Linked DNA regions of Homo sapiens: region 2 is linked to region 1. A link is a loop called in an ENCODE intact Hi-C map of the cell type or tissue named here. Cell type or tissue: GM12878. All regions are shown on one strand.

Region 1 (8,000 bases):
TCCATAGGCAGAGCAGCCTTGAGGGCTGCTGATTGCCCATTTTTATGGTTATTTCTTGATTATATGTGAAACAAGAGGTGGATTATTCATGCCTCCCCTTTCAGACCATATAGGGTAACTTTCTGACATTGCCATGGCATTTGTAAACTGTCATTGGCACTGCTGGGAGTGTAGCTGTGAGGACGATCAGAAGTCACTCTTTTTGGTTTTGGTGGGGTTTAGCTGGCTTCTTTACTGCAACCTGTTTTATCAGCAAGATCTTTATGACCCATATCTTCTGTTGACTTCCTAACTCATCCTGTGACTTAGAATGCCTAACCTTCTGGGAATGCAGCCCCATATGTCTCAGCCTTATTTTACGCAGCCCCTATTTAAGACGGAGGTGCTCTGGTTCAAACACCTCTGACACAGGCACCTGTGGAAATCTCCCCCACCAAGGGATTGCTTCAAGGCTACAGTTAACTTACAACCCAACCGAGCCTGAGATGATGCCAACCCATTCACCATATGGGGCAATAACTCAAGAAAAGTCATTGGAACAAATCACGTAGACCTGCACTGCCTCACCCCTACATACCCTCTATGCCAAAACTTTCCCTTCATAAACCCTTGCATTTCACCTGGAAACTTGAAGCGGTTCCATTAAGGCAAGAGCCTGGATCATTTTCCCCACTGCTAGCTTTGGTTTATAATAAAGTCACTCTCCTACCATACCTCAACCTTGCTAGTTGGTTTTGTAAGCTGCGAGTGGTTGAACCTGCATTTGGTAACAATAGCCTTGCTGGAGAGACAAGATATGTAGACATACAAGCCAAAGAGTCTGTATTAGTCATGGACAGAACTAGAGGGACAGAACTAATAGTGATATAGGAGTTAAAAAGAAATTAGGCAGATAGTGAGGGTAAAGGAAGTCCTTGGTAAGGTTTCCCTTCTATTAAAAAGCAGCCCCCAAATCATTTATTTTCTAACAAAAAGCAGCCTGTAAAATTGAGCTGCAAACATAGATGAGGAAGCTGGAAGCTTGCGTGGGTGAATGTCAGCAGCTGTGACAACAGGAAAAGTCTACCTGGGGCTACAGGCATGTTCAACATGGTGGCTCCATCTTCCCTTTTCCTTATCAACCATGTGTACAGTAAGGAGCAGACAACATGGTACCAGCCAGGTAAAAATACATTTGCATAATAAAAGATTAGCATGGAGTAGCCAGCTTCTTCACGTACTGTGTAAATGTCACACCTGGTCCAACCAATCTTTGAGCGCTGTGTAAATCAGACACTGCCTCATCAAGCTAGTCTATTAAACCCCACGCATTTCACCACAGAACCAGAAGACCCACTCAGGAGCCCCTCTCTCTGCAGGAAAGAGAGCTATTCTCTTTTCTCTTTCCTTTGCCTATTAAACCTCTGCTGTTAACCTCATTCCACATGTGTCCGTGTCCTTGATTTCCTTGGCATGAGGCAGCAAACCTCGGGTATTACCCCAGATGAATGACGCCGCTTCAATAGGACATATGTGTTTATGAAGGGGACTTTATTAAGGAGTATTGACTCACACAATCACAAGTTGAAGTCCCACAGTAGGTCTTCTGCAAGCTGAGGAGCAAGGAAGCCAGTTTGAGTCCAAAAACCTCAAAAGTAGGGAAGCTGACTGTGTAGCCTTCAGTTTGTGGCTGAAGGTCCGACAGCCCCTGGAAAACCCTGGTGTAAATCCAAGAGTCCAAAAGCTGAAGAACTTGGAGTCCAATGTTTGAGGGCAGGAAGCATCCAGCATGGGAGAAAGATGAAGGCCAGAAGACTCGGCAACTCTGCTCTTTCCAACTTCTTCTGCCTGCTTTATTCTAGACACACTGGCAGCTGATTAGATGGTGCCCACCCAGACTGAGAGTAGGTCTGCCTTTGCCAGTCCACTGACTCAAATGTTAATCTCTTTTGGCAACACCCTCACAGACACACCTAGGAACAATACTTTGCATCCTTCCATCCAATCAAGTCGACACTCAATGTTAACCATCACAGAGTCCAAGATAGCATATACTCACGTGGGCCTGGCTATAGGCAGGACAAGACTAACATGGGACCCCATGTGTTGGGGAGGTCACTAAGGGGCCTCCTGGAGGGCTCCTGAGCCAAGGAGCTGAGCCTTCAATTGCAGTGAGTGTGGCTTACCAGGATTGCAGAAAGAAAGCTCCTTATGCTATGGGATTTACCTTTTGTAGCAGTGAAAGGTAAGTTTAGAGAGGGAGAGTAGGAGATTACAGAGGAGAATTATGGGCTTGGATTCAAACCTAGATCTTTTGGGAAATGCCTCTCATTTTGTGCCTTTATTGTAGTAGTCTCCATAGTAGGGTACATGTATGCAAGGATTTGCATAAGATAACTCATTGGGATGTAGAAAGAAAGTAATAAAACTTTTATTTATATTTATTCTGTATTGTATCCTTTAAACAGTTCTGTTTTAATTTTTTGGATTGTGTGTAACAAATTGGGCTACATGGATATAATTTTAAAGAAATATAAATATTTTGGGGATACGGTATCCAATTTTATTTTCTGATAGAAGTGAATGGTCAGGTCAGGTGTGATGGCTCACATCTGTAATCCCAGCACTTTGAAAGGCCGAGGCGGGAGGATTGCTTGAGCCCAGGAGTTTGAGACCAGCCGGGGCAACACAGGGAGACCCCATCTCTACAAAATAAAAAAATTAGCGGGCATGGCTGCTCATGCTGGTGGCCCCAGCTAATTGGGAGGCTGAGATGGGAGAATCATTTGAGCCCAGGAGTTTAAGGCTGCAGTGAGCCATGATCACCCCACTGTACTCTAGCCTGAGTGACAGAGCAAGACCCTATCTCCAAAAAAAAAAAAAAAAAAAAAAAGTGCCTGGGACTATGTTAAGTTTTTTTACGTAACGATGTTATTTCATTTAACCCACACAATCTATGCAGTAAATAGTGTAGAGGCAAAAGGAAATTTTCTCCCTCTGCTTCTGAAGGTTTGATAATTTCTGTCTATAAAACAACTGACAATAGACAGATTAACAGGAGACAGGGCATACAAATTTATTAATGTGCACATGTGCATGGGAGCCACACAAAATATGAGACTCAACGAAGGGTCACATGACTGAAGTTTTTACACTGTACAGAGAGAAATAGAGCCTTGGAGCTCCTGGGTGAAGTGGCCGCAGGTTACAGGGGTTATGGGGAGATGAGGGGAGGAAATACCAAGGTTATCTGTTATACGGATGCATTTCCTTGGGGAGCAGCCCTCAGGCTGGCTGGAGTAAAAGTTTCTGTATCTGAACTTTTAAAGTGCCAGACCTTTACAGTCTTTTTCCTGTGCGTTTTCTTTTCTAAAACCAGATAAGGCAGATAAGGGAGCCTCAGAGAAAGGATGTTTGCATCTGCTGTTTACTTCATGAGTGCAGATTTCCTCTACAGATGCAAATCTCCCTCACAAAAGGACAGCTTTCAGATCTATTCCTGTGTCTGCAGTCCCTCTGAACAGCCATCTCGAAATATGCCAAAGAAGTGTATTTTGGGGTGGCCTATTTTGGTTTCCCACAGTAGTGTATGTGATCTCATTTTACGGAATTGAAACTCAGACAGGTATAGTAACATGTCCAAGGTCACTCAGACAGTAAATGGCAGAATCAAGTTCGAAGCCTGAACTGCCAGCTCCAGAGCCTATAAACTACATTTTCATTCTTTTGGTCTAACAAAGTCCTAATTGTCAGATCTTGCTTGATATAAGTAGTGTGGACTTTTTTCCCTGTCATTTATGAAGCACAGATGAATGGTTTTCATAATAATAGTTTATGTCATAATAATAGTTTATTCCAAGAAATCATGCAGCAGGAATCTTTCAGAATTCTTAAAAGTATTTTTAATAGCTTTGCGTGATGTACCAACACTAGAGTAAAATCAATAAATACTTCTGTTGATTTGTCCACTTGTCCTCTAGATCCTTAAGACATTTTGTATGGGGTTAAGATACTCCTTTTCCAGAAGAGAGGCTTTATGTATATGTGCCATACCGTTAGTAGCCAGGAGAGGTCACCATTTATAAAGACTTAAAGGCATGTGGCCCTACCTCTCTTGTAATTATACTTGAAGATAGGGCTATATGGCACAGAAAACTGGGAATGGAAAAGCCAAAGGTCAAATTCCATTGCGCAGAATCCTTTATGGGGCACAGCAATTCGTTTCCCTACTTCTCTGGACTGCTCAAGACAACATTCTCTGAAACTAGTAAAGTCTGGGAGTGGTGGAGGCCACCTGAAGAGTGATGTGACACACTCATTATTGTGGGGGTGTATAGGTATAAGGCACACATCAGTCTCCACCACTTTGCATATACATGCAGTTGGGAGTTCCTGAACACTGTAGTACCTAGGCAAAGTGCTTGGTTCCAAGCCAGTCAGAACAGTCTAGTAATGATCAAACTATAGAGCCTATTGACCTGAAGACTATAAGACAAAACCTCTTCAATAATGGAACAATTAGAACCCATGTCCTGGGTCACTCAAAGACTAATATTCCTATAATGAATATGTCTACCTGAATTATCTTCATATTTTCCATCCAAATCTTGCCATAGTTCAATTTGCTTTATTACAAAGTTTTTTCCCCCTGAAGTTCTAATTTATTCTTCTTGATAGAAGAATAATTTACTTTCGTTTTGTTGTTGTTGTTATTGTTTGTTTTTGTTTTTTTGAGACAGAGTCTCGCCCTGTCGCCCAGGCTGGAGTGCAATGACGTGATCTCGGCTCACTGCAACCTCTGCCTCTCAGGTTCAAACAATCTCCTACCTCAGCCTCTCAAGTACCTGGGATTACAGGCGCCCACCACCATGCCCAGCTAATTTTTTTATTTTTAGTAGAGACGGGGTTTCACCATGTTGGCCAGGGTGGTCTCAAACTCATGACCTCATGATCTGCCCGCCTCAGCCTCCCAAAGTGCTGGGATTACAGGTGTGAGCCACTGCGCCTGGCCTACTTTTGTTCTTTTTTTTTTTTTTTTTTAATAATGTCAGAACATCTATTCCCCTTACTTTTGCTATTTGTTGTCTTGGATCCGTTCTGTTTTTCTCAAGGACCACTTCTGATTCTTCCGTTTTCATAGGATTTTTGTTTCATCTGTATAATACCTTTTTTTCCCCTCAATGGTGATGGTTTCCTAATCTGTCTGTGATTTTGTCTGACAGTGTTGATTTCCAAAGAGCTGGCCTGGAGTGCCTTTGCTGTTTTTCTCATTGGTTCTTTAGCATCATCAGGATGGCTGACCAGGAGCTCTACATCCATGGGGAGTGGGGGCAGACAGGGAGCTGGCCATAACGCAGGAGTGGCCTCCAAATGTCAGAATGGTAGTGGCTGCACACATGTACTCTAATAACTCTAATTCTCCTCTGACAGTTGACTAAATTCCTAAGAGAAGAGCCCCCTGATTTTTTGCCTGGGAATGAAATTCTTGGTATCCTAGAGAGAAGAACCTGGGAGAGGAGCTATTCAGAGGCACAAGGTCCATCACCCCCTCACTCTTTTTGGTTCCCCTTTCCATCTGACTTTCTCATAGTACCTGCTTCCCCAAGCTTCTGCAGAATATCAGCATTCTGATTTCACATGCACAGCTCAGAGTTGTCTTGTCTTTGCTTTATTCAATCTGTCAACAGACTTTCTTTCTTTTTCATTTTCTAGAAATGTCTCAGAATCTCTCCTCCACTGATATGATATGGGTTTAATTCTTTACTATCATTTCACTGAGGTCTAGGGAGAGAGAAGAGATAAGCATTAGTTCTAAATTTGCTATTTGAACCAGAAATCACAATTTGTATCTTGAAGTATAAAAATGTAGTACTTTTCTACGGAATATAGAATGTAGAACTATCTGAATAAGAGATTTTGAGTATTTCACTAGTCTTCAATGTCCTTTAGATTGGGAAGCTTTGGCCTGAGGTAGTTTCTTGCACTGAATTGAAGCCGAGAAATGATATTGCATACCTTCACTGACCTAGTTTTTTTGGTGAAGTTTTACATATGGTATTTAAACTAATGTCTCCTATAAAATGTAAAATACTGACCAAGCGCACAATTGTAAAACACTTGTCAGACCCAGTCTCAGATACAATGGAAAACTTCATAAGAGGCAAAAAAATAGAAGAAAATGAAGAGGGTAATGAACTCATGAGTCAGCCAGAAGAACTTCCTCTATCAGAAAAATGAACACCACGTCTTCCATAAACATTTAATTTCCATTTGAACGTCGCTACTGAGTTTACTATAATTACCTCTTTAGGGAAATGGTTCCACTTTATGACTGTAATTAGCTCCAGGAATATTTTTCCAATTTTCAGTTTGAGTTTGCCCTCTGCTCTTGCCTTACTATTCTTCAGACCTCTTCAATCTAAAGTCTGTTTTCCTCTCAAGTTAGATTTTTTTTTTAGAGTTTTTCTACTTGAAATGTTGTTTCTTTAAATAAATCAGATCTCTTGACCTCTTTCTGTAGTTTCCCTCTCATATCAATAGCTTATCTTTGTTTGTTTCTAGAGTTTAAAGTTCCTCTTAATATTTTATCTCCCAAACTCATTTTTCTTATAATGTATAAGTGAATCTTTTATCCAACTACAAAATAGCACCATCAGAAACCTCTTGCCTTACTTTTCAAATCAGATTTGGGTGACTCTTTCTTTAATAATGTTTCACACTGTATTCAGTATGCTTATAAGTATGTCTCTTGGGGTAAGTTCTTAAGGCAATTTTAAGAATCAGGTGATATTCACTTCCTTATTTGAACTCTCTTTGTCCTGTTTAACCCATAAATTCTGCAAGTGTTAAATTATCAACCAACAAGACTCACAGCTATTCATGCAGACTTTAAGCCCAATAAGTCATCCATCCATCCATCCATCCATCCATCCATCCATCCATCCATTCAACAACAATTTTATTCCAGACACTATGCTACCCACTTGGAAGCAGTAGTGAATTAAAAGTAATGAATTAACAGCCCTTGTTCTCATGGAGCTAGACATCTAGTTTCAACCATGGTAATTCCAACTGTGGTAATGCTATGAAGGAAATGCATGGATAGGATTAACTCTAATGGGACTAGAGGGGTTTAGGAAAGCTTGCTTGAGATTAGAGATGAAATATACAAATCTATTTATTTGTGTGCATGTGTGTAAGTAACATTTAAGAGACATTTTTGGTTTCAGCAGCCATAGTTGTTTGTGTGTGTGTTTTTTAGTAATAGTTTTACTGAGATATACTCCACATATAATATTCACCAATTTTAAATGTACAATTTAATGGCTTTGGCGTATTATATTATTAATTTTTAAAAATTATGGTAAAATGTATATAACATAAAATTTGGCATTAAAAAATTTGACCAAAATGTGGTTATGTGAAAAAAATGGAATTTTAACTATTCTTAAGTGTACAATTCAGTGCCATTAATTACACTCACAATATTATGCAACCATTTCATCACCCCAAACTGAATCTCTATACTCATTAAACAATAACTCCTCTGTTGCGGGAAGTCAGGGACCCCGAACGGAGGGACCGGCTGAAGCCATGGCAGAAGAACATGGATTGTGAAGATTTCATGGACATTTATTAGTTCCCCAAATTAATACTTTTATAATTTCTTATGCCTGTCTTTACTGTAATCTCTAAACACAAATTGTGAAGATTTCATGGACACTTATCACTTCCCCAATCAATACCCTTGTGATTTCCTAGGCCTGTCTTTACTTTAATCTCTTAATCCTGTCAGCTGAGGAGGATGTATGTTTGCCTCAGGACCCTGTGATAATTGCGTTACCTGCACAAATTGTAGAGCACGTGTGTTTGAACAATATGAAATCTGGGCACCTTGAAAGAAGAACAGGATAACAGGAATTATTCACGGAATAAGAGAGATAACCTTAAACTCTGACCACCTGTGAGCCAGGTGGAACAGAGCCATATTTCTCTTCTTTCAAAAGCAAATGGGAGAAATA
Region 2 (8,000 bases), 650 kb after region 1:
GTGGACTAGGATTGTTGCCTATAGTCTAGACAAGCAGGGTAGTCAAACCTAGTGTCCCTTCCAAAGGTAGAAAAGTTTCAGTATGAATGAACAGAAGGAAAAATAGCTGAGGGTAAAGAAATGAACAAATGAATTATATGAGAGAAATCCAATATTATATTACCTTAAAAGAGGCTCAGAGCAAGAGATGACACTGTCTCTTAGCTTAATTATACCAAATGCCTGAAAGAGTGAACCTGTATGTTTTCTGAGACCACTCCTGCTTTGGAAGCCTGCAAACCTGAGTGGCCTCACTTTAGGAGACATATTCATACAATATGATGGACTGGACAAATTACAGTATTAATGACTAAATGAATTCTAGTAATGTCCCGGTATCTTTTAAGTCATATATTCTTTGGATGTAACAGATCCCGTTAGAAGACTGGGAGTTGACTGTGATATTGTGAAATATATATTGGTCTTTGTCCCCTTTTCCTGGCATAAATGACGTCTTTTTATATGCTAATGAGTTGACTGACAGCTGGCAACCCCTAGGGAGCTTCAGGATGGGGCCTAGTCACCAGAAAGACCAAGGCATGACTGGAGGGTTGGGACTTTTGTCTCCATCCCCCAATCTCTGGGGAGTGAAGGAGGGCTGAAAGTAAATTGGTCACCAGTGGTTTAATCAGTCATGCCTGTGTATTGAAGCCTCCATAAAAACCCAAAAGGACAGTGTTTCCAGAGCTTCCAGATAGCTAAAGATGAGGGAGGTGCTGGAGGGTGGTGCACCCAGAGAGGGCATGGAATCCCCTTCCCCATACCTCTTCATTTGTATTCTTCAAGATATTATTTATCATAAACTGGCATGTATAAAAAATATTTTGAATAATCTAAAAGGCCTACTACCTAACAGCACTAAAATGACCATTTGATGTTTCACAGAATTTTAAAATCCTATGTCTTAGTTCTTACATAAGTAATTCACATTGAATTTCACCAAGATCCTATGATACCCACTTGCCTACATTGCTGTACACTGTTGCTGAATGCTGTCAAGCAGCTGTCACATTATTCTTCCTGTAATTTGGAAATTGCTATAAATTTGCCAAATTCTTCCAAACCCTTCAGGCATGATAAATTTTACATTTATAGAAATTATTTTGTCCACCTGGAGTCTTTCAGACACTTTTATGTAACTGTGGTCTGCAAGTTAGTAAAAGCAAATTTCATTAAGAGACCAAAAGGACACATGTATATGCAAAGTTAATATTTGCTCAGACAAATAATCCTTCATGAATGCACAATGCAGATTTTTTGTGGATTACATCAAAGAATCACAAAATGAATAACAATCATGGAAGGACATTGGGTGAATATTTTAGGTAAATATTTTTAAAAACCTTTATCTTGTAGAGCTACAAGAAAAGTAGCTATGCATATGAAATCAAGTCTTAATACCATAAAGTCTTATCAAATATAATGCAGAATTAAATTGAACAAAGATAAAGAAAGCTTTCCTGACTATGGAAAGAAAATATATAGAGACAGAAAAGAAATTGAATTTCAGATCTTTGTTTCAAGATAAAAATGAATTATTATAAAATAGACCTGTATTCATAACTTAGACTCTATTTCAGTTTTCTACACTGCGAGCAATCATAGGACTGAAGGGAAATTTATTATAAAGTCACCTGGGATATTACTTCATAAACATAGAAAGCAACATTAGAAATTGAAATGGGAATAATGAAAATTTCATTTTAAAAGAATGTAAATGGGAGGCAAGGAAAGAACTGCTGAGATACATAAAAAAGTCATTACTTCTTTTGAATTCCTATAAATACTGAAAACTGTTTTCCATTAACAGAATACTGGTGCTACAATAAATATATTTCCCCTTTGTATGTTGGGACCAAAACTACTCTAAAAATGCTTTTTGTGATGATATGCCAGATGAAGAGTTTGCCATTTGCCACCCAGGAGTGTGGCCTAGGAGTCAGAAAACCAGAGGTAAATGTGCAAGCTGACCATGTAGCTGTGTCTGGTTGGGAGAATTTAGGGGACGTAGTCCATTATTGGCACTCTTGGTAAAGTACAAAGTCAGTGGCATCCCTTGTACAAAGAAGAAAATCTTGCAAAGAGTTAACCACTGCAGAACATTCAGTATCTAAATCTAGGTGCATTCCACTATAATTAGGGTGTATTTATTCATTAGTAGCTGAACATTTTGCAGACTATAAAAATTTAAATGTTCTTGAGGCTCATTATGGCACCTTGTGCATCACAGATTACACAGTTGCTCTGTATCTTTATGTGCCTTTTATATCTTAATTTAGGTCTTAGTGTGACTATGTATATCACTTCATGAAATTATAAACCATAACAAATGATTATGGAGGAATTGTTATATGCCCTTATAGAAAATAGAATAGAAAAAAATGCATATTTTAGTCCTCCCAATATATTCTTATTCCATAGCCTAAGTGCCAAGTCAGGGGCTTTATTTCATTCATCTTAAATGGGAAAGAAAATAGTTCCCAGGAACAAAATGGCAGAAATCTATCTACTCAGGGATTAAAGAGTATAACTTTTATCAAGATAAAATGAATAGTATTTCAAAGAAACCAAAAGAACACTAAACACTGTGGAAAACAAAGAACTAGAGCTTTGGAGCAAAACAGATTCCATACTCAGCCACTTACCAGCTATGTGATCTTGGGCAAGTTATTTAATCTCTGAGCCTGTTTCTGTATCCATATACAAAGACATCTATGCCTCTGAGTGTGATTGTTAGGATTAGGGATAATAGGTTAAGTTCCTAGCATTGTGCCTGACACATAATAGGTGTCAATCAATGGTTACCAATATTCTTACAGGGTTGGGAAGTGTGATTTCTTGGTTGTAACCCACAGTTACTCAGCAAAGGCAAGCTAGAGGATACTTCCATTGCTATAGTTGAGCTCCTGGGTAGTGGAAATCTTTTAACTTACCCTCTGAGTGTGACTTGCATTCATTAGCTGCTGACACCCACTGTTGTATTGTCAACATGGAAAGCTCTTTGCCAGGACCATCTACCACCTCTGTGAGGCTAGATTCATCTGGCTAGTTACAGGAAGACAGTGCCTTTAACCTGGAGTATACAGGACGTTAGAGTTGAAAGGGTCATATGCTAGCCACCAGCTGGTGCACCATGGACCCGTGGTTCCTCCAAATTATTGCAAGTGTTCCAAGTGTCTATTCAGCATCACCTGATACAGAATAATGTCTTGCATATATCTATCTATGTGCACTATTCTTTTACTGTTGTGATTAGTAGAGTGTAAATTCACTTCAAAACATTGTCAAATTCTTAGTAGCTTTTCATCATGTTGTATTTTTGCTGTCAGCCATTATAAAACATGACATCAGGGTTGATGTGTGGTGCAAAGGATCATAAAATTGTTCGACATCATTCAGCAGCCCTCATGCTCAGAAAATCAAGAACTGGTGCTCTCATTTCCAGGGTCCAGGAAAATATGGAACACATAAGCTTATACAGCTTATTAAAGAAAACACTGGGTGAAAACTCTGTTAATCCCTAGTCCAGAACTTCCAACAATGCAAATGTTTGTATCACTGCTTATGGAAAAAATCTGTGGAAGTATTTAGTGTACAGATTAGTATGCATGAAGTTGAGTATTGAAAGAGCATGGGTTATATGAAAGACATTTAAAATGGTATCTGGCACATATAAAGGACTCAATAAATGACAGCCATTATCATGACGGCTATTCAGTAAGAAGTGGTTTTGTCACTTTTTTCTGTCTGTTGCTCAGGTAACTTATTGCATCCAAGTATAACATTTTAAGTTATGTTATTTGTCACTCAGGCAAGTACTTCTGTTTTCACTTCATAGTCTCAGAATGGGAGCGGGTGTATGTTTTTTAAATCTCTCTTCCAGAAGTCTTTTAGGAGTAGACGCTATTGCCATCAATACTGAGACTAACTTCTGAGCCAGGTCCTTGTAGTGCATTTTATTGTAGCCTCAGACAGCTAGTGGCCTTTAATTTGTTTGCTTAAGACAGAGCTCAGTTTTGTTATTAAATTACCCAGTAAAATTTGATATGTTCATCATCACTGGCCATCAGAGAAATGCAAATCAAAACCACAGTGAGATACCATCTCACACCAGTTAGAATGGCAATCATTAAAAAGTCAGGAAACAACAGGTGCTGGAGAGGATGTGGAGAAATAGGAACACTTTTACACTGTTGGTGGGAAGGTAAACTAGTTCAACCATTGTGGAAGTCAGTGTGGCAATTCCTCAGGGATCTAGAACTAGAAATACCATTTGACCCAGCCATCCCATTACTGGGTATATACCCAAAGGACTATAAATCATGCTGCTATAAAGACACATGCACACGTATGCTTATTGCGGCACTATTCACAATAGCAAAGACTTGGAACCAACCCAAATGTCCAACAATGATAGACTGGATTAAGAAAATGTGGCACATATACACCATGGAATACTATGCAGCCATAAAAATCGATGAGTTCATGTCCTTTTTAGGGACATGGATGAAACTGGAAATCATCATTGTCAGTAAACTATCGCAAGGACAAAAGACCAAACACTGCATGTTCTCACTCATAGGTGGGAATTGAACAATGAGAACACATGGACACAGGAAGGGGAACATCACACTCTGGGGACTGTTGTGGGGTGGGGGGAGGGGGGAGGGATAGCATTAGGAGATATACCTAATGCTAAATGACGAGTTACTGGGTGCAGCACACCAGCATGGCACATGTATACATATGTAACTAACCTGCACATTGTGCACATGTACCCTAAAACTTAAAGTATAATAATAAAATAAAAAGAAAAAAATTTTTTATATGTTTCTGTGAACTGAAGAGATTAAAACATTTACTTAAATGTTTTTAATCTGTACCCCCACCAAGTTCCTTTAGACCAGAATCTTTATTAAGAGGTTTAACAATAGATCAATATTTATTTAAAATTTGTGCCTGGAGATTTGGTATTTCATTTCACAATGTGGCCCACAGGTGATAGGGAGCAGAAATATTGACTGAGAGAAATTTATATCTGACTATACAAATTTAGTACCCATTTCATAAACTATAAACCATCCAGATTAATCACAGTAATTAAATGCAAAGAAAGGTCCACTTGGGTTTTTCAGGTAAATTTAAGACAAGCTTTATCACTATATGTTTGGTTCCGAGTTATCTCAACATTCATATTTAGTATGAGTTCTCTTTCTTTATCTAGGAATATGATTTCTAAGCTAAAGAAAAGAATATGTGGAATCTGCACTTGTAAATGTCCAACCAGAATTCTCTTACAGGGAACTCACCCAAGGAAATGAGATAAAAGATCCAAAAGCAGCAAGCACTTCTCTGTGCTGAGCATGGCCATTTTAAGGGAAGCCAGATGACTTGCAGTATTTTCCATAAGTGATTCCCATTCAGTCAGCTGTGTCAGGCAACAACTTGGTTGTTTTGTGTTCCAGCCATTAGGCAGCAACCTCATTGAAGGGAATCACCACAGGCCTCTGTTTCTCCAGAGAGAGGAATCTTACTCCAATATAGTAAATGGACTCAATGGTTGAGGCATCCAAGCCACCAGTAGGATCTTCCTCTGCTATTGAGACGAAATAACCCGATAGAGAATAAATACAGCAGGGCTTAGCCCTATACAAATTTTTTTATAAGTTATGTCTGCATTGTTGTCCCCACCCAGTGCTCTGTCATAACCTTCAGAATTCTCCCAGTGCCCAAATTGACTATTCCTTAAAAGCCTACTTCATGCCTCACCCAGGCCTGCTCAACCAGTTTTCTCTTATTTTTTCCCACTGTCAGAACATATCAGCCCTGTCCTCCTAATCCCTTAAGACTGTGATGTCTATTCAATTATCTATTCAAATAATTTCTGCTAAAATATGAGTAAGTGGTATAATATGTACCTCCCCCCCCCCCACAAGTAACATACATGCATTTTAACAGTGGCTTTAAGTAAATGGGAAGACTGTATTCTGAGCGTCCTGACAGGTAGCAGGAGAGATCCTTCAAGAATAAGCAGTCATTTGCTCTCACAATAAATATCTGTAGGGCATTGAACCAACCCTGAACAAAAAAGCACAAATTATGCTCTCACTCTACATCAGTTGATAGCTGCATTCAAAGAGGCGGGACTTCTGTTTTCATCCTCCCAGAAGTCTGTGGCACTGGAACAGTTCTTCAAAGAGAGAGAACAGACACGCTTCCATAATGGTACTAATTTACAGCTGCAGGCTTCCTTTGGGGCCACTTTTAGAAATAAGTGCCCTGTTAGTAATGGGCACAGAACTTGCCAGAGAGAGGTATGAAGTGCGGTAAAGGAGGTCGCAAAGGGAAGAGAAGAGGTGAGGAACAGTATGATGAGTGGAAAACACAGTGAGATCAGCAGTGCACTGAAATGAGAAATGTAGGGAGATTCCATATTTATGTATTCTGTTCAAAGGAAATAAGGTAGATTCTGAAATGGAAATAAGCAACATCTGACATGCAGAAGAAGCTGGCTAGCCATTTATTTTTTGGTCAATCTCTGATCCCATCACTTTCAGCTAAATAGTGGCTATGGTATTGCCTTGTTTTTGTTTTTGTTTTTTAAAAAAGGGCTCAACATACCACCTCTATTGCCAAAGACACCCCACCTTGCCCAACCTCAGTTTCTTGGTGTGCTCTAAGAGACAGTTTATGGTTCCACTTCTGTTACTGTGTGCAAAATTTTGCCAGAAACAGGCAATCCTACTGTCCTTCATCAGGACACTCATATTGTTTCAAAGCCGTTGGTGACATTTGGCTGCTTCATTAGAAAACAGATTTTTATATGTGTATTATGTAGGTTGTTTTGTTGTTTTTTAGGGGGCAGGGAGGGAGTCTGAAGTGTCACTTCCTTTCCTAAAGGTCATCCATTTTGGCTCTTATTTAAAGTTCAAAAGTTATAGCCATTGGCCATGGGTTAAGGTGTGTGTCATTTGATTACATTCTGAAAGAGAATTATTAGCTAAATTGAGAAGCATAGTAGGTGGCTAAAATTACAGACTCTGGAGCTGCGCTGCTGGGATTCAATTTCTGCTTTCCTCCGCTTACGGGCTTTGTGACCTTGGGCAAGTTGATTAGCTTCCTGGGCTTCAGTTTTATCATCTATAGGAATGGAGATCATAAGTACAGTAATTTCTGAGTGACTTAACGTATAAAAAGTGCTTCAAATAGTACCCAGCATATAGTAAATACTATTTAAGTTGGTTTTAGGAGAACTAAACTGAGTGTCTTTTATATTCATGTGAAGAGAAAATTGTCAAATTTAGTTGAATCTAATTAGAAAGGGAAAAGAGGCAGATTCCCCGATGCATTGTTTCTGAGGCTAAATTCAAGTCTTCCTATGATGAACGTACAGTTTTGTATGTGTGTGTGACTAACATTTATTGACACTGACTACTTTCTGTTTAAGTGGTTTATATATTTCATTTAATTCTCACAAAAACCTCATGTTGTAGGTACAATTATTATCCCCATTTCACAAATGAGAAAACTAAAGCTAAGAGTAAGTAAATTTCCAAACCTCCAAGAGCTAATAAATGATGTAATACTTAAAAGTTGATGCTTTTACCATATATAAAAAAGGATTGAAGACTTAAAATAAGATCTGAAACTATAAAACTACTTCAGAAAACATAGGAGAAATGCTTCAGGACATTGGTCTAGGCAAAGGTTTTATGGCTAAGACTTCAAAAGCTCAGGCAACTAAAACAAAAATAGACAAATGGGACTATATTAAATTTAAAAGCTTCTGCACAGCAAAGGAAACAATCAGCATAGTGAAGAGACAACCTGTAGAATGGAAGAAAATATTTGCAAACTATTCATCTGACAAGGGACTAAAATCCAGAATATCCAAGAAACTCAAACAGCTCAACACTAATCATTATGGAAATGCAAATCAAAACCACAGTGGGATACCATTT

What was found. Hi-C counts contacts between places; a loop is a spot of excess contacts. Peaks named below come from ENCODE experiments on the same cell type or tissue, not always from the same donor. Only the 100,000 strongest peaks of a DNase experiment are listed, where the experiment ranks them.
Region 2: it touches region 1 in a loop (11-fold over the local background); 1 of 110 quality-filtered maps calls a loop at or near these places.

What each region holds. Positions count from the first base shown.
Region 1 is chr5:108,517,987-108,525,986 of GRCh38, forward strand. No RefSeq gene overlaps it. Among named protein-coding and RNA genes, the nearest start is that of FBXL17, 140 kb to the left of the region's middle. In GM12878, a CTCF peak has its summit at 4,047 (motif pointing right); DNase peaks (open chromatin) are centred at 3,535, 4,095 and 5,618; H3K27ac peaks cover 1,583 bases.
Region 2 is chr5:109,167,798-109,175,797 of GRCh38, forward strand. All of the region lies in intron 17 of FER (FER tyrosine kinase), which reads left to right. LOC124901040 (a long non-coding RNA gene) reads right to left here. Exons shown (of 2, transcript XR_007058897.1): 1 at 1-8,000. Among named protein-coding and RNA genes, the nearest start is that of PJA2, 240 kb to the right of the region's middle. RefSeq lists an enhancer at 2,717-3,272. In GM12878, no CTCF peak of the experiment used is centred here; no DNase peak of the experiment used is centred here.